3 separate regions of the Homo sapiens genome follow, and all the other regions are linked to region 2. The links are chromatin loops, found by intact Hi-C in ENCODE. Cell type or tissue: psoas muscle. All regions are shown on one strand. Links, peaks and the distances in the headings refer to the core of each region. The heading gives the core; the rest is flanking DNA.

Region 1 (5,724 bases), core at 938-4,937, 140 kb before region 2:
CAGAGCACTCGGCTGCTTCATTCAAAGTGTTTTTTAAGGGACTAAAATGAGACTTTAAAAATTTTAAATCATACCCTTTCCAGGCAACACATGTAATTTCTCGTTGGCAATTTTGAATAAGCCAATTCAAAAATTTTCTGCATAGAGAAACAATCTAATGACCATCTCTTCAAACAAGCTGTCCCAAAATGTAGTGGACTTTAGTGGCTAGCAATGAAAAAGCACAGACACAGACAATTAAAAATTAGTGATGAGATTTGACACACATGGAGCTATTCCTACATGAAAAGTTCAGCCAGAAAAGAAAAAAAATATTTTTTCGAGAGAGAGAGATGAGAGAGAGAGAGAGGTGAGTGGCCCAAGGAGACTAATACCCACTCAGTCCTGGCATCTCTCCTCGTGGGGAGGCACTCATCTTTAGGACTTCAAGGAAATACTCATTCCTACGGTTTTGGAAAAGGAGCCAATTAATGATCGGCAATTTGCGGGTGTTCCGGGGAAGGATAAGCCCGTTAGATGTGAACTGGCGAGACCGCACAAACTCTAGGCGCCACGAGACACACGGGGGAGCCGAGGACAGCGATCCCGCCAGGCAGAAGCGAAGCAGTGCCCGGCCGAGAGGCATGGAGCAGGCGCGGGGCAGGCACAGGGCAGGCCCACGCCCGCCCGGCCGCGGGAACCCTGATGTGCGCTAGCCACGAGAAAGCCCATGCGATGAGAGAGGACAAAGGGGAAAAAACCCGGATAATTACTACTGCTGTGTTCTTTGCCTAGGCAGAGACGCTTCAGGGCAGACCCTGCAAGGGAAAAAGAAACGACACAAGACCACAGGGTTAGGCAGAACAGCACACACTGGGACACGCTACCACACTAAGCAAAAGTCGTCAGTGTGCAGGGAGGGGCAGACACAGGCAGCAGTTCAGAGAGAGGGCCGACCCGGCCGGGGGAAACGGGGCAGCCCCTGGAGAGAGGGTGCAGGCTCCCACGAGCTTCGCCGAGGGGGCAGAGGTGCCAGGGCCAAGCCCCTAAGCTTCAGGGAGAAGTGTTTGTCTCTAGAAGCATATTCTAAGAAAAGTAAAAGAGAAAGAAAAAAGAAAAGAAAAAAGAAAAAAGCAAAGCACACCGCTTGGCTTTCAAACATCAGGCTTCTGGGAGCCCCACTGATGGAGGCAGGACACCCTGCTGAGTCGGCCACGGGAGCTCTGGAATGGAGCTGGGCACAGCTGGGCTTGGCCGCCGAAGCCCATCGGAGGTTTTCCAAGTGCAAAAAGATACATTGTTTTGCAGGTTGGAGGCCAAGTCTGGATCTCAGATGGCTGCCTCAGATGAGGTCAGCGGCAAGTGTTGAGTAGGGGACTCGAGGGTTTCTATCTAGGGGCTGACCTCAATGTCTGGGGACACTACCGCCTCATTAACAAGTCAGTATCCACAAGGGGTAGGGCAAGGCCTCAGCCTGGAACATTTCTGGCCTCCTTCTAACTGGGACCACCACTAAACCGACTGGTCCCAACTACCCAGAGGGCACCTGGTATACACTGAATGCAATGTCCTAGCCAGTCAGTGCCCAGCCTGGTGGGGACAAGGTCCCCAGGGCAGGCTGGGCCGGAAGGCACGGCCATCCCTGCTTATCCTATAGGCAGGCAGAGCTGGGACGGGCAAGCACAGGCTCAGACTTCCCCAAGGTCACTCGGCAAAGCCTCACTAGCACAGAGGCTCTGTCTACACTCCAGCCCACGGCCCCTTGCCAGGAGCACACTCCCTCCGCAGCAGGAACACGCTCCTCAGCGCTGTTCCCGGGAGACCTAAAAAGGAGCGACTCTGATCTTGCAGGGACTCAGAAAACCTGGCAACGTCTGCCTTCCTTCTCCAGAAGGGCTCATGCCTCCTGCCTCGGGGGACAGCGGGCAACTTGTCGTCCAGCTCCTTGGCCCAAGCTCGGCCTGAGTTGTGCATCCTGGACTTGGAAACCTAGCTCAACTATTTTTAGTCCATTCTGTCTGTTCCTGAGCTAGTGTGGGGAAAGGTGAGGTGGTGTTCTGTTGCAGACTTTACTGTTCTAATAAAAAGGAGGGAGCCCAGCGGGAGGGATCCAGACCAGTGGGCTCTGGGTGAGCAGCTCCGAAGGGCTGTTCCCTGGCTGCTCTGTTCTGAGATGAAACCCTGCCAGGAACACAGAGCTGATATCCCCTCAATGGCTCACTCAAGTTTACAGGGGAGGTATGGCTGGTTTTCTGTAGTGCAGGAGGGGCCCCTGAAGTCTGTGATGCAGGCTAGGCTAGGATCCAATATGTAGGGGCACTGGGTGAGCACCAATTTCCCTGGCAGGCTTTGTCGGGGGCTGTGGCCCATGGTCCCATGTAGACAGTCCTAAGCCAGGTGCTTCAAAAAGCTGCTCTGTGTCTATCTGGCAGCTCTTGGTGTGGCTGGAACTCTACATTCAGTGCTAATTCCTGGCTGTTGCCATGCTGGGAAGAACACCATCAAACAGGCCGGCTGCCGGCTGGGAACCACCAGAGGGAGCCTGGACCTGCGATCAGAGCTGGGACTCACTCACTGTCCTGGGAACCTGGGGTCTGGAGTGTCTGGAGGACACGGCACCTGCTCAGAGCCAGGGAGCAACCCTGGCCCACGGAGGCCTCCACGGGCCCTTCCTAAACTTGGGCCCCTCCTAAACTTGGGCCCCAGTGACCAGTGTGCAGACGGCTCCTAGACCTCCAGACAAACTGATGGGTGCCAGTCTTTCAAGGCCATGCTGTCGGACGCCACTCACTGCAGACAACTGGGCTGGGGCAGAGACCTCCCCACACTCTGGACAGCCCTGCCCGTCCTTAGGTGGCTCCTTAGTCCACCTCTCCAGAGCCTCGGCCTCGATTGGGCCCTGCCCCTCACTTGCCCACCATGCAGATGGCACCCAAAGACAGCCCCCACCTGGCCCCCTGCCACTCGCTCTGTGCCAGGAAAAGCACCCCCACCTCCTGTCCATAAGGCAGCAACGGGAGAACAAAGGAAACTTTCAGGAGGCTGCCAATTGACGCCAGGCCCACCTCGGTCTCCCTGTGGGGCTTCCATCCCCAGCCAGGCCCAGGAAGAGGCGGCGCCAAGGCCCTGGACTGCTCAGTGGTGCTGGGGCGGGGGCTTGGCAGCCTCATCCCAGCTGTTGGGGGATCCGCTGCTTTCTTCCCAGAATGTAAAAGTGGCAGCACACAGGACGACAGGAGGGCCGGCTCTTGGACTTGGCATCTCCTGCTTTTGTGCAGCCGACATCAGCTGAAGCCCCCCAGGCGCAAGTGGAGGCTCCCTCCCCACTCCAGCCATGGCACAAAAACAGCCTGCTCTTGGGTCAACGGCCCTGCCCTCTGGGTAGCCCGAGCACCTGCCCCATCCAGACCCTCAGCCTGTGGCCAAGAAGACATCTCAACCAAGAAGGATTCAAACTGAGGGTGTGTGCCTGGGACAGGGGGACTAAAAAGTGGTCAGCCCCTGAGCAATCCCCACATTCGCTTTTCACCTCACAGGGCTCAATACTGCCCAGGAGCCCACGGGACAGCTGGGGCAGCCCACCTCCCATCATGGGTGCCCTGGCGGCTTCACCTCAGTCCCCCACAACTTCCCGCGCACCCTCAGGTGGGTCAGCCCCCGCCATGGTCAGCACTGGCTCCCTTTTCTGGCACAGGAGAAAAATGGGCATCCAGGGACAAAACCCCTTTTAAGGTGTCTACGTATTGAACAACCATGTTCTTGAGCCAAAAACTGTCCACAAAGCATGCATTGGGAAGCAGGATCTGCCTTGGCTCTGCCCAGGGAGACCTGGGGCTGTTTTCATGTTGCCTTGAGCTAAATGACCCCACATTGCACTAGGCCCCATTGCACACAGGCCTGCTCCACAGACAGCCCACAGTGGTACGCAGCACTGACCACCCTGGCTGCAGAGGTCAGGGCCTGGTGGGCGCAGTGCAGGGTGGGGGCCCTCCTCTCTGGATGCCCTCCACCCCGAGGCCTCCTGAACACCTGCTGCAAAGAGCCTCGCTGAGCATGCACTCTCTCCCCACCGGGAGGGATGAAAGCATTCCACGGTGGGAGAAGGCCTAGAAGGCATCGTGCAGTGACACCGGAGGGTCCCTGAGCCAAACATGCTGCAGCCAACAGCCAATGTGGAGAAAACCCAAAGAGATACCAGCGTGCAGAGAGAAAGGCCCACAGGGTGCCAGAACATGCCCGGTCAGGTGGGAAGATCCAGAAGGACCCCAGCTTCTGACAAGCAGAACCAACAGAACCACGACCAGAGGTGCCATCTCAGCATCTGCACCTGACCCTCCTCCCTGGCTCCAAGGCCAACATCCCTTAGAATGCACTGGGCCAGGTGTGGTGGCTCCCACCTGTAATCCCAGCACTTTGGGAGGCCAACGTGGGTGGACTGCTTGAGCCCAGGAGGTCTAGACCAGCCTAGGCAACATGGTGAGACCCTGTCTCTACTAAAAATACAAAAAAGTAGCTGGGTGTGGTGGTGCAGACCTGTGGTCCCAGCTACTTGGGAGGCTGAGGTGGGAAGATTGCTTGAGTCAGGGAAGCGGAGGTTGCAGTGAGCTGAGATCTTGCCGCTGCACTCCAGTCTGGGTAACAGAGCCAGACTTTGTCTCAAAAAAAAAAAGGGAGACTGCTCTGGGGCACTGGGTCATGTGAGCTCCCCACAGCAACTGCTGACCACAAGGGGGCATCTGCAAGCTGGGTGAGAAGTCTATGCCAAGGGGCCCAGCTCACAGGGGTTCTAAGCAGGGCCTTGCACTCCCTAGGGGTCTGTCCACCTGCTGCTCCCAGCCTCCACTGCTTTATTCCCTGTCCTGCACCTTGAGTCAGCTCGGGCCTCTGGAGGTGCCTGCTGCACTGCCCTGCTCTATCCCTGGGCACAGCCACCTGGGCACCCGCAGCCCATCCTCTGGCCTGGCCTCAACCCACCCTGCCTGGGGCCGTTTCATCTTCTCTGACCTTCACAGAGGCCAGGATCCTTCTATATTTCAAAATTTAACACATTTTGTTTTCCTGGAACTGTTTCTCTTCCAGGAAGTGGGAGTGCCCCACACCAGGGCAGTGAGCTGAAAGCTCTCCCCAGGCCCTAGGGAGCAAAGGCTGGGCTGGCTGCGCCGGCTGCCCCCCACTAGCCGCACCTTGGCATCCACCCTGCTCCTCCTCTACTTGCAGCGCGACCCCCGACCCCTCGGTGTCTTCCATACACCGACCTCAGCGTCTTCCTAGCCCATCTGCTCACACTACCCCTGCCTGCAACCCTCCCTCCTGGCCTCCAAGCCTGGCGCAATCCCACAGCTTCCGCCCAAGTCCTCAGCCTCTCAGCGCTCACAGGGCTGCGCCCACCCCTGCAGTCTTTCCCCTGGAGGTGCTTGGTCTCCTCACAGACCCCACAGCTCTCCCTTCTCTTTTGGGCTGCCCTGGGGGTTTACCCATGAGCAGCAGATGTGCCAGTGGATGGCTCAACAAGAAGTCCAGCCTCCACAGCCCAGGGGCACAGAGGCAGGAGGGGCCAGTCCCAGCCACATCCCAGGAGAGTGGCAGAGACTTCGGAGGCCTGGAGCTGATCCAGACAGGGCTTGAGAGGCGCCCAGGGCAGAGGCCCACCTGGGCTCTCCCCGGCCAGCAACTTCAGAGTGTGGGGGAACTGGGGGAGACATTATGGCCCAAAAAGACTAAGACTAAGACTTGCCTGATGGGGGC
Region 2 (5,724 bases), core at 577-4,576:
AACATGAATTAGAAAGGTCAAAAGTTCTGGAAATTGGGCAGAAATGCGTAACAACATCCTGGAGGTTGCCAAGAGGCCAGCATTGCAGGGAAATGCCCAACCATCCGCTACAAAATTCTCAAGCTGAACAGCACAGTTTACCGAGATATAATTCACATAGCATAAGTTTCATCCTTTTAAAGTATATAATTCAGTGTGATTTAGTATACTCACAAAGTTGTGCGACCATCACCACTAAGTCCATAAGATTTTCATCACCTCTAAAAACCCTGTACTCATTAGCAGTCACTTCCCATCATCCCCTCACCAGCCCCTGGCAACCACTAATCTACTGCCTGTCTATAGACTTGCCAATTTGGCACATCTCATATAAATGGAATCATACAGTATGTGGCCTTCAGTGTCTGGCTTCTTTCGTCTGAGCTGCTTCCAAGTCATCTGTGTTTAGCCTGCATCAGCACTTCATTGCTTCTTGTAGCTGAATAATATTCCACTGAATGGATAAATCACATTTTGTTCATCCATTCACCAGCTGGTAGACATTTCAGTTGTCTCCACTTTTTGGTGATTGCGAACAGTGCTGCAATAAACACTCATCTACTGTGTTTTTGTACATGTCTAAGTGGAATTACTGGGTCAAAAGGTAATTCTTTTTTTTTTTTTGAGATGGAATCTCACTCTGTCACCCAGGCTGGAGTGTGCAGTGGCATGATCTCGGCTCACTGCAACCTCCACCTCCCGGGTTCAAGCGATTCTCCTGCCTCAGCCTCCCGGGTAGCTGGGATTACAGGCGTGCACCACCACCACACCTGGCTAATTTTTGTATTTTTAGTAGAGACGGGTTTCACCATGTTGCCTAGGCTGGTCTCGAACTCCTGACCTCAGGTGATCCACCTACCTCGGCCTCCCAAAGTGCTGAGATTATAGGTGTGAGCCACCGTGCCCAGCCGTCAAAAGATCATTCTATGTTTAACCTTTTGAGAAACCTCCAAAATGGTTTTCCACTGTGGCAGCACCATTTTACATTCCCACCAGCAATGTGTGAGGTTCCAGCTTCTGCAGGTCCTCGCCAACACTTGCCCTCTGCCTGTTGGTTTTGGTTTTAATGCCGGCACACTGGAGGATGTCACCTGCCCTATGCCTGTTTTTTTGTTTTGTTTTGTTTTAGACAGAGTCTCGCTCTGTTGTCCAGGCTGCAGTACAGTGTCACAATCTCAGCTCACTGCAACCTCCGCCTCCCAGGTTCAAGCGATTCTCCCGCCTCAGCCTCCTGAGTAGCTGGGACTACAGGCACCTGCCACCACACTCGGCTAATTTTTGTATTCTTAATAGAGACGGGGTTTCACCATATTGGCCAGGTTGGTATTGAACTCCTGACCTTGTGATCTGCCGACCTTGTGATCTGCCCGCCTTGGCCTCCCAAAGTGCTGGGATTACAGGCATGAGCCAACGCACCCGGCCTGCCTGTTGGTTTTAATGTCGGCATACTGGAGGGTGTGGGCAGTATTGTGCTGTGGCTTTGGTATGCTTTTCTTAGGTGACTGATGATGTCAAGCAGCTTCCTCATATTCGTTCTCCATTTGTATCTCTCCTTTGGAGAAATGTCTATTCAGATTATTTGCCCAGTTGTGAGTTGGGTTGTTTGTCTTTCTGTTGTTGAGTTTTAAGAGTTCTTTATGGGCTGGACACAGTGGTTTACGCCTGTTATCCCAGCACTCTGGGAGGCCGAGGCGGGTGGATCACCTGAGGTCAGAAGTTCGAGACCAGCCTGGCCAACATGGTGAAACCCCGTCTCCAATAAAAATATGAAAAAAATTGGCCAGGCATGGTGGCGGGCGCCTGTAATCCCAGCTACTCGTGAGGCTGGGGCAGGAGAATCGCTTGAACTCAGGAGACAGAGGTTGCAGTGAGGCGAGATCGCGCCACTGCAATCCAGCCTGGGCAACAGGAGCGAAACTCCGTCTCAAAAAAAAAAAAGAGTTCTTTATATTCTGGATACTGGTCACCTATCAGATATAAGATCCTTGCAAATATTTTTTCCCATTCTGTGGGTTGTCTTCTCAAAAGTTTTTAATTTTGATGAAATCCAGTTGATCTATTTTTTTTTCTTTGGCTGCTTGTGCCATCAATCTTTTGGCCAGACCGCCACACTCTGGCCGAGGCCCTGCCCCTCCCCTCTGGGCCCCTGGTCACCTCCTTTCCCCTCCCACACCAGGCCTGCTCTCAGAGCCCAGGTGCGCTGCGGCCCCTGCTGGCGGCTGTAGGCATCGCCAACCCTGTCGTCCCAGTCCTGGGACGCGCCTGCTGCCCTCCCTCCCTGTCCGCGCGGGCTGGTTATCAAGGCTGACTGGCTTAATGAGGGGCTCTGAGAACATGGGAGTTAGAAATGATAAACTTGACAGACCAGCATCTGTGCTCAAGGCTACTGTCATTTTCCCAGGAAGGGAAGGAAAGGAAAACATTTCCCCTTCCCTGGTCCAGGTCCAGCACTAGACCACAGCCATTCCTCATTTCATGCTACCCCCACCCTGTGAGGTCAAGATTCTCATCCCCATTCAACAGAAAAAACCAAGGCTCAGGGAAATGTAGTGAGTGCTCAAAGTTCTAGGGTTACTAAACTCTAGAACAGGGACTGACTGACTGACTCACTCATTCATTCAACAAACATTTGTGAGGATGTGCCTCATACAGACCCCCTGCTGAGCCCAGGCACGTGGCAATAAAGAGAAACAGAGACCATGTTCTGGCGAGCTCACAGTCTTGGGAGACAGACAGCAAATAAGAGCCATAGGGGAAGTTCGGCGCGGTCGCTCACGCCTGTAATCCCAGCACTTTGGGAGGCTGAGACGGGTGGATCACTTGAGGTCAGGAGTTCGAGACTAGCCTGGGCAACAGGGTGAAACCCCATCTCTACTAAAAATACAAAAATTAGCCAGGTGTAGTAGTGCATGCCTCTAATCCCAGCTGCTTGGGAAGCTGAAGCAGGAGAATCGCTTGAACCCGGGAGGTGGAGGTTGCAGTGAGCCGAGATGGCGCCACTGTACTCTAGCCTGGGTCACAGAGTGAGACCCAGAGGTCACAGAGTGAGACCTATCTCAAATAAAATAAAATAGCCATAGGGAAGTCCAGGCAGGACCCCCAGGAGCCAGGAGCCAGGTTCTGGAGTTTAGAGTCGGGGATCTGTTGGGGGAGTATGGGAGAAGGAATGTCACTCTCCTGGAGCCCACAGCCCCATGCTGACGTCTGACTGTAAGGACTGGAAGCTTCGTGGTCCTGCTCCTGCTGCAAGCAGAACCTATTGCCCAAGATGCCCCCCGACCCTCCAGGGGCCTGCCTAGTGGTTCTGTTACCAAACAGAAGAGTCACAGACAGAAGCAAAGTGCGGGACTGAGAGAAGGCCCCTACCCTTGTCCATCCGTGTGGATAGACAGCCTATGTTTGTGTTTGCTTCACACATCTACAAAAAGACATTCTGGAAGGAAACAGAAGACCTAAATACATAAATAACCATGGCTGCCTGGGTGGGGCAGTGGGGACAGGCATGGCTGGGAGGCCTTTTGAAAATGTAAACAGTTAAACATCAGTATTCAAAATTTAAAAATAGAAAGCGGCCAGGTGTGGTGGCTCACACCTGTAATCCCAGCACTTTGGGAGGCCAAGGAGGGCAGATCACCTGAGATCAGCAGTTCGAGAGCAGCCTGGACAACATGGTGAAACCCCATCTCTACTACAAATACAAAAATTAGCCAGGCATGGTGGTGCACACCTGTAGTCCCAGCTACTCGGGAGGCTGAGGCAGAAGAATTGCTTGAACCCGGGAGTCAGAGGCTGCCGTGAGCCAAGATCACGCCACTGAACTCCAGCCTGGGTGACAGAGCAAAACTCTGTCTCGAAAAAAATAAATAAATAAATAGGAATGATGAAAATGTTCTAAAATTGTGGTGATAGATGTACCACTCTGTGAATATACTAGAAAGTACTGAATCATACACTTTAAACGGGTGCATTGTATGGTATGTGAATTATATCTTACTAAAGCTGTTTAAAAAGGAAGTGGGGGCCAGCTGCAGTGGCTCACGCTTGTAATCCCAGCACTTTGGGAGGCCGAGGCAGGTGGATCACTTGAGCCAGGAGTTTGAGACCAGCCTGGCCAACATGGGGAAACCCCGTATCTACTAAACATACAAAAATTAGCCAGGCGTGGTGATGTGTGCCTATAGTCCCAGCTACTTGGGAGGCTGAAGTAGGAGGATCCCTTGAGCCCAGGAGGTTGAGGCTGCAGTAAGCCATGATCACACCACTGCACTCCAGCCTGGGTGGAAAAAGTGAGACCCTGTCTCAAAAAATATAAATAAATAAATAAATAGGAAGGGGAAGGCCGGGCATGGTGGCTCACACCTGTGATCCCAGCACTTTGGGAGGCCAAGAGGGGGCGGATCACCTGGGGGCGGATCACCTGAGGTCAGGAGTTCGAGACCAGCCTGACCAACATGGTGAAACCCAGTCTGTACTAAAAATACAAAATTAGCCAGGCGTGGTGGCGGGCGCCTGTAGTCCCAGCTACTCAGGAGGCTGAGGCACGAGAATCTGTTGAACCCAGGAGGTGGAGATTGCAGTGAGCTGAGATCCTGCCACTGCACTATACCCTGGGCAGCAAAGTGAAACTCCATCTCAAAAAATAAAATAAAATAAAAATAAATAAATAAACGAATAGAAAGGGGAAAACTAACAGTGCTGAAAGTTGTTCACTGAAATGTGAGAGTGGTGCAGATGGGGGCCAGGGAGACCTACAGATAGATGTATCAGCCTGATTTCGCACAACCCGGGGATGGTCAGCAGGCATCAGAGCCCCCAGCAGGCTTGCTAAAATATAGACTCCTGGCCTCACCCTCAGACCTTCTAAATCAGTGGGGTGGAAGAGGCCAGGGCCTGAGAATCTGCATTTCCAACACGTTTCCAAGGATGCTGGCACTGTGGTCCTGGGATCCTCTTTGAGGGCTGCTGGCCTAGATGGCCTTTGGTAGCACTGGGCACCTTGGGGATAGGAGAGGGAAGGAAAGGTTAACCATACACCATTTTGAATTTCATACTGTGTGATTAGTCTATAACAAAAATATATAAATAAGGTTTAAACGTTTAAATATTACTAGAACTTATAGAAATTAGGTGTGTGTAGCTGAGATGGCTAAGTGTCCTCCGCTATTCATTCTCTTTTTCTTCCTTAGGCATAGAAACCCTGAACTTTAGTTGAGAACATGGTTGCCTGGAGTAGAAACTACATCTCCCAGCTTCCGTTGTAGCTAGGTATGGCCACTTGGTGAAGTTCTGGCCACGACACATGAGTGAAAGTGTCCAGAAAGCTCTGAGAAGTGTCTTGGAGGGTCAGAGCGCACCTTTCTTCCTCCCTTCCTCCTTCCTGCTGGCTGGGATGCAAGCTTGATGACTGGAACTCAAGCAGCTATCTTAGGTCATGAGGTGGAGGCTACACGTGGAGAAAGCCAGGGCAGGAAGCTGGGAGGAAATGGGTGTCTGAGAATGTGGAGCTGCCACCGCAGCCATGTACAGCATGCCTCCAGACATCATTTGTGTAGTAAAGAAATGACTGTCTTGTTTAAGCAACTGGTACTTTGCCGTTTGTGTCACTCATAGCGACACTTAGCCCTGAGTGACAAAGCATATAGAGCCCCTGGCGCAGGGCCTGGCTCACGGCAGGTGCTCCAGCTG
Region 3 (5,724 bases), core at 938-4,937, 86 kb before region 2:
GCAGAAGATACTAGGTTTTCCCTAAATGGTCTTAGATGAAACCTGATCCAAAGTGATTCCTGCCAATTCATCAGTAACACCCTACTGAAAATGTACAAAAGGTCCCAAAGGTTCTGCCTTAGAAGGGAGATACTACGGGGGATGGGAGGTCCCCACGGCAACACCACAAGCCAAGCCAGCAAGCAGCACACTCTGTTCCTAGGACAGATGTCCCACCAAGCAGCCACTGCCACCACCTCACCTGGCCTTCACATTCCCCCCAAGGGGCCAGAACTGTCATTCTCAGACAGGTTAAGGAACCTGCCCTAAATCCACAGATCCATAGCACAGAGTGGGACTGAACTGGCTCCACCAGACCCTGCTGGCTCACGGCCCATTTGTCCCCATCTGTCCTGAGAACATGAACTTCATTGAGCCTTAATCTCCTGGTTACAGATCACCGGGAAATGCTGAGAAAGCCCCAATCCCTTCACTGAAACAAGGCTCACCCATACCTAGGGTCCACACCCTGCATGGTGGGCTGGGGGGACAGGGCCCAGGCTGGTCACAGAATCAGGCCCTGCACATCCCAGTGCTTGGGTCTGCTGGCCCCACCACCCTGGAAGTTGCTCTCTTATGAAGTTCCCGACATGCCCTGGCACCAAAGGTGCTGGCAGAAGGCGAGCCTGTCACGGGGCATAGGTGCCCAGCCAGGACTCCCGGAAACTACCTACAGCTAAAGCAATCACCCACGCTACGTGAGGACAGCTCAGAGCTACACGATGTCTCCTCCGAGGGGATGCCATGCGGACCCCCTTCCTCACAAAGCATTCCAATAAAGGGAGAGGACTTCATTTTTCTTTGCCCAATAGCTGGTTTTTGCAGGGTAGGTGGGAGGGGTGCCCATGGCCATCCCACCCCTGAGCACTCACAGGCCAGGGAGGTGGCGCTGGTCGGCAACGTAGGTGGCAGGAGGTGCTGGTCGGCCTCCGGCTCCTCGGGCTCTGGTGGCCCGGGCTGCCCAGCCTGTGCATGGTAGGTCACCTGGACCTGCAGGGGCACCGGCGGACCCCTGGCCTTGTCCGGGCTGCCCACATCCTGCTGCTCCTTGGGCTGCAGCGCGGGCCAGATCCTCTCCCGCCGCCACTGGATCAAGGCCACGCGGTCACGGATGGACTTGGCCACGATCTTGACGTCACTCTCGTGGAAGAATCCAGACTCAATCTGTAAAGGCAGTCATGTTGTCAGCATCGCTGGGGATCAGCCCTCACCGGCCCACACCCCTTACCTAAAGTGCTTTCCCATCACTGGCTCATCCACGCAGGACACGCTCGCCATCCCACTGCCACTGAATGTAAAATCCGCGGGGACAGCTCAGAGATGGCATGGCAGGGGTTTGCCAGGCAAGGCAAAGAAAGACCACCACCACGCAGGCCTGACCTGCATCCCGCAGAGTCCACAGCAAGAGCAAAGCAGACCAGCCCCTCAACCGGACCCAAGGGCTCCCTGAGCTCCCAGCGCCCCCGGGGCTGGTGGCAGACGGGAAGGGGCTCCTGATTGTCTCCATACTCAGAAGTGGTGACAAGGAGCTTTGGAGCTAGCATTTTCCTGAAACGTCTCTGAGTCTGGGGCTGCCCAAAGATGGGGAACGGGGCCACACCCGAGTTGCAGATGGAGGAAGGACATGCGTTTTGTAATTAGGGACCAGTAAGGTATGCACTGATGCCTGGCAAATTTTAAAACTGATTTACCAAGCACAGCCTTGAGAGCATTTGTAAGAGAGCCCGAAGGTCTCCAGGAAACATCATGAGCTCGCCAAGAATATTCACGGAATAACTACCTTCTTTCTTCTGATAAAAGAGATCCCTTTTGAAGGGGCTGCTCTTGCTAGGCTGCAGTTGTAGTGACCACAAACACATGAAAACATGGGAGAACAAAGATTCCAGATCCACCCGCACTTCCCCTCCCTTCCTGAGCACCTCAGTCCTAAAGGCTCTAGGTCAGGCTGGACCAGCCAGGCCTCTGCAGTAGGGCGGAGGTGCCCGTGCAAGAGGGCATCCTGGCTTCGGGGCAGTGCCAGGCACAGAGGGAGTCATAGCTATCGGGGAGGGGAGGTGGTGACAGCACCAATGGAGGCTGGCGACCCCACAAAAGTGACCAAACAAGAAAATATATTAGGGATAGTGGACGCCAGGCTCCTCAGGTGTGGAGAGGCAGAAATTTTCAACAGGAACCTTTTTGCTGGGTGGGAATTGGAGCTGTTGGTGTGAAGCGCACAACAGAAGTGAATAAACACAGACAGACTGCACAGGCAGGCTCCCGACACCTTCGCGGTGTAAATGCACAGACACATGCGTACTTGTGAACTGAGTTCACCAGGAGGGCCTGGGAGCAACAACACCCACAGCAAGGAGCATGCAGAGCTCGGCCAGGACAGGAATGCAGCGCGGCTCTAAGAGGCGGCAGCTCAAGGCTGGGCAGGAGAAGGACAGGATGAGCTTGACAGTGAGGACGTGCTCAGAGTGACAGGGACGTGCAAAACGGCACGGGAGCCAGTGCTGAGGGCCTCCCGCTGGCAAATCTGGGGCATTTTGAGCATCAAAATGAACAGTAACACAATGATGGTTTGAAGGACATGTCCACAGACTCTGACATGCATTTTGCATATGGGGGTGGCAGGAGGGGTGAAGTGTCACTGCTGGTATCAGGTGGGGGGCGGCAGGTAGGTGTGGCCTCTCTATCCCCATCTCTCCCTCCGTTTCTCCTCTGTGGCTCCCTCACCCAGTCTCTTTGCCTCCCTTTCCTGTGGATCATCTGCTCTAGGGGAAGCCATGTCACAAATGACCCTATGCAGAGGCCCTCCTGGCAGGGAACTGAGTTCTGAGGCAGGGTCTGAGACTGCAGCCCAGGCCAACACCTGATCCCATCTCACTAGGGCCCTGAGCCAAGGCACCTGATCCCTGACCTCTAAGGCTGGAGCCAGGGCATTTCAAGTGACTCACTAGGCAGCAATGGGACAGTTCATCTGTGGAGCAGGACCCATTGAGTAAAACAGAAAACCATGAGGCCACAGAGAGATAAAGAAATAAGTGAGAAGATTGGTGACAAACAAGATATTTACAGTGTCCAAACATTCTCCATGAGACACGTACAGTTGCAAAAGGTGAGAGGAGCTCAACTTAGAGAAGCCACAGGCGCCGTGCACCAAGCTCAGAGCCAGCATCTGCCTAACTGGCGGGTGAAGCTGTGCACCCCGGGGAAACACATGCAAACTCAGCCCCTTCCATGAGATTCCTGTGGAGATGCAAGACCTGACTGTGACCCACCCACAGAGGGCCACCTGAGCCCGTCCCGAGGGACAGGACATGGAAGTCAGGCGAGGAAAGGGGCCCAGAGGACTTGTGATGGTGTCACTGGGACAACTGGGGACCTGAGTGGCCCGAGGATAGGAGGATGGGCCTGAGGATTGACGGTATTTCCGGATGCAAGAAAGTGCCCTAGTTTCAGGAAGCAGACACGAAAGTATTCAGGGCTTCAGGGGAATCAGGTCAGCCACTTAGTCTCAAATGGTTCGTGGAAAATAAATGGTTCTTTGTAGTGTCCTTGCAATTTTTCAGTAAGTTTGTGATTATTCAAAAGTCTTTGTTTCAAAAGACAATTTTTTTCCACAGAATGATGTTCCCTAACAGAAACAGCCCTGGTCAGTCTCCCCTGATTCAGAAGAGACATAAGTGGGGCGGGGGAGGGGGGACCAGTGAGGTGGGACAGAAGCTTACGGCTCAGTCAGTGGGACCCGTCTACACTCAGGGTTGCCGCTGGCCCCAAACCAGCCCCAAGGCCACTCAGCAGCAGGGCAGCCCAGCTGGGAAGGAGGAGAAACCAGGCACCAGGTTCCCTTCTGGCTCAGAGTCCAGAGCAGACTTTTTTCTAGGGAGCCTCAGAGAACGGGCTCCAACCCTAGGGGGTCTCACAGGGAGGCCGAGGCAGGTGTCCCTGTCACTGGCACCTGGGCGCAGGTATGCACAGCCAGCCAGACCTGCTTGGCCCGGGCCTCTGCTCCTAGTGAGCATGTGGGTGAGGCCATTCCTAAGGCTCCACGTGGCCTCGGGGTCATATCCAGGGCGTGGCCCCACCCTTGCCCACCTCGGCCCAGATACGTGACCAGAGGCTGCCAAGGCCACGTCCTCCTGCTGCCATTACTATTTGCTGCTGGCGCCACAGCCCGCAGCCCATTTTCCCTTGAGACTGTCTTCATCATCACCCCCAGCCTTCCTCTCTAAAGTGTTTCTTCTATTTTTTTTCCCAAACAGGAAAACATTTAGCCATGGTGAGTGCCACACAGGCGCATTGCATTATCAGGAGAGTATGAAGGTGGAGGGGAGGGCTGGCTGGGAATCCCCTTGGGGGTCGACTCCCAGAGTCCCTTCCAGATTGAAGCTGGCCCAGGCCCCACAGAGCCCGCTATTTCATCTCTGTCTCTCTCTGGGGAGCTCCATCTGGCCTCTTCCATCTGCCGAGTGGAACTTGCTGAGAGGTGACTTCAGGGGAAGGAGAGCTCTGCCACATCTGCATTCTCTCCCACCCTCGGGGTCCTTCCAGAAAGAGGTCTCATCTGGATTCCAGAACACCTCTAAGACCTAACATCTGCTAATCTCAGGGACTTTTGTTTGTTTGAGACAGGGTCTCGCTCTGCCACCCAGGCTGGAAATCATGCAGCAGGATACAGCTCACAGCAAAGGCCTCCTAAGCTCAAGCAATCCTCCTGCCTTGGCCTCCCAAAGTGCTGGGATGACAGGCATGAGTGACTGCACCCGGCCTAATCTCAGATTTTAGGAAGAAGAGCAGCCTCAGAGCCAGGTGCTAGTGTCTCTCTAGCCTCAGCAGATGCACCAACATCAAGCTGTTTTCATTGCATCACGGCGAAGCCCCTCCAGTCTAGGGTCCATGGCAGGGCTGTTGTCAGGACCCCAGGGAGGCCAGTGACGGACTCTGGTGTCTGAAGCGGGTGGGAAGGAGGAGTGTGAGGTTAGAACCTGGAAAGGCCCCATAGGGACCCAGCGTCAACCTGCCGGGGCACACAAGCTGTTCCCGGGGAGTGAGCCCCAAGGTAGGAGTATGTTGCTTCCAGCTGCTGCCAGGCGGCTCTTGAGGTCCTGCCTTCCCTGTTCTTAGCAGAGTGGGGCGGGTGCTGTTTATTGTTGTGCTTTAGCTGAGCACAGGTCATGTCCCTTCTTCTTGGATGCTCTATTTCACGGGTGATGTGTCTCACAATGAAAAAAATGCAAAAGATGCAGAAGCGGGGGTGAAGGTGCTCGGGCCAAGGGGCCTCTGCTGTGAACTGATGCAGGAACACAGCCGCAGAGTTCAGCCAACTGCCAGGGACGGGGACTTGTGTGGTGATGGGCACAGGAGGCTGTAGGTTGAAGGGACAGCTGCATCCACAATGACCCTGCAGGAGGGCGGGGGCAGGGAGGCCAAGTCTCCGTGTGGATGAAAAGCAGGGAGGAGTCGCAGTCTTGGGAGGCTCCTCCAACTTGCCTGTCTTCGGAGCAGCTAGAAAGGCCCAGGGCAGGTTCTGGGCTTTGCCACCTTAGGACAGAACCCAAGACAGGCAAGGAGCCCACGAGGTCTGGTGGAGGCAGCAACACTGCTCTTGTAGAATCCTGGGGCCCTCCCCAGGCTGCACCACCCATGTTGGAATCAGTGCTGAGAGGGCTCTGATGTCCCCTCTGCCGCTCAGCCGTC

What was found. A loop is a pair of places that touch in the nucleus more often than their neighbours do. Peaks named below come from ENCODE experiments on the same cell type or tissue, not always from the same donor. Only the 100,000 strongest peaks of a DNase experiment are listed, where the experiment ranks them.
Region 1: a loop joins it to region 2, with 7 times the contacts of the local background. A loop is called at or near these places in 104 of 110 quality-filtered maps.
Region 3: it touches region 2 in a loop (2.3-fold over the local background); 3 of 110 quality-filtered maps call a loop at or near these places.

The regions. Positions count from the first base shown.
Region 1 is chr9:93,301,850-93,307,573 of GRCh38, reverse strand. WNK2 (WNK lysine deficient protein kinase 2) reads right to left here. Exons shown (of 30, transcript NM_006648.4): 27 at 753-797. Among named protein-coding and RNA genes, the nearest start is that of WNK2, 120 kb to the right of the region's middle. RefSeq lists enhancers at 301-1,205, 5,461-5,724. In psoas muscle, for the core only: CTCF peaks have their summits at 2,504 (motif pointing right) and 4,708 (motif pointing right); DNase peaks (open chromatin) are centred at 1,823, 2,513 and 4,723; H3K4me3 peaks cover 427 bases; H3K27ac peaks cover 1,648 bases.
Region 2 is chr9:93,156,651-93,162,374 of GRCh38, reverse strand. No RefSeq gene overlaps it. Among named protein-coding and RNA genes, the nearest start is that of WNK2, 25 kb to the left of the region's middle. RefSeq lists a silencer at 2,133-2,262 and enhancers at 5,412-5,471, 5,512-5,561. In psoas muscle, for the core only: a CTCF peak has its summit at 2,267 (motif pointing left); a DNase peak (open chromatin) is centred at 2,214; H3K4me3 peaks cover 601 bases.
Region 3 is chr9:93,243,022-93,248,745 of GRCh38, reverse strand. WNK2 (WNK lysine deficient protein kinase 2) reads right to left here. Exons shown (of 30, transcript NM_006648.4): 8 at 912-1,203. Among named protein-coding and RNA genes, the nearest start is that of WNK2, 62 kb to the right of the region's middle. RefSeq lists an enhancer at 3,500-3,999. In psoas muscle, for the core only: no CTCF peak of the experiment used is centred there; a DNase peak (open chromatin) is centred at 2,917.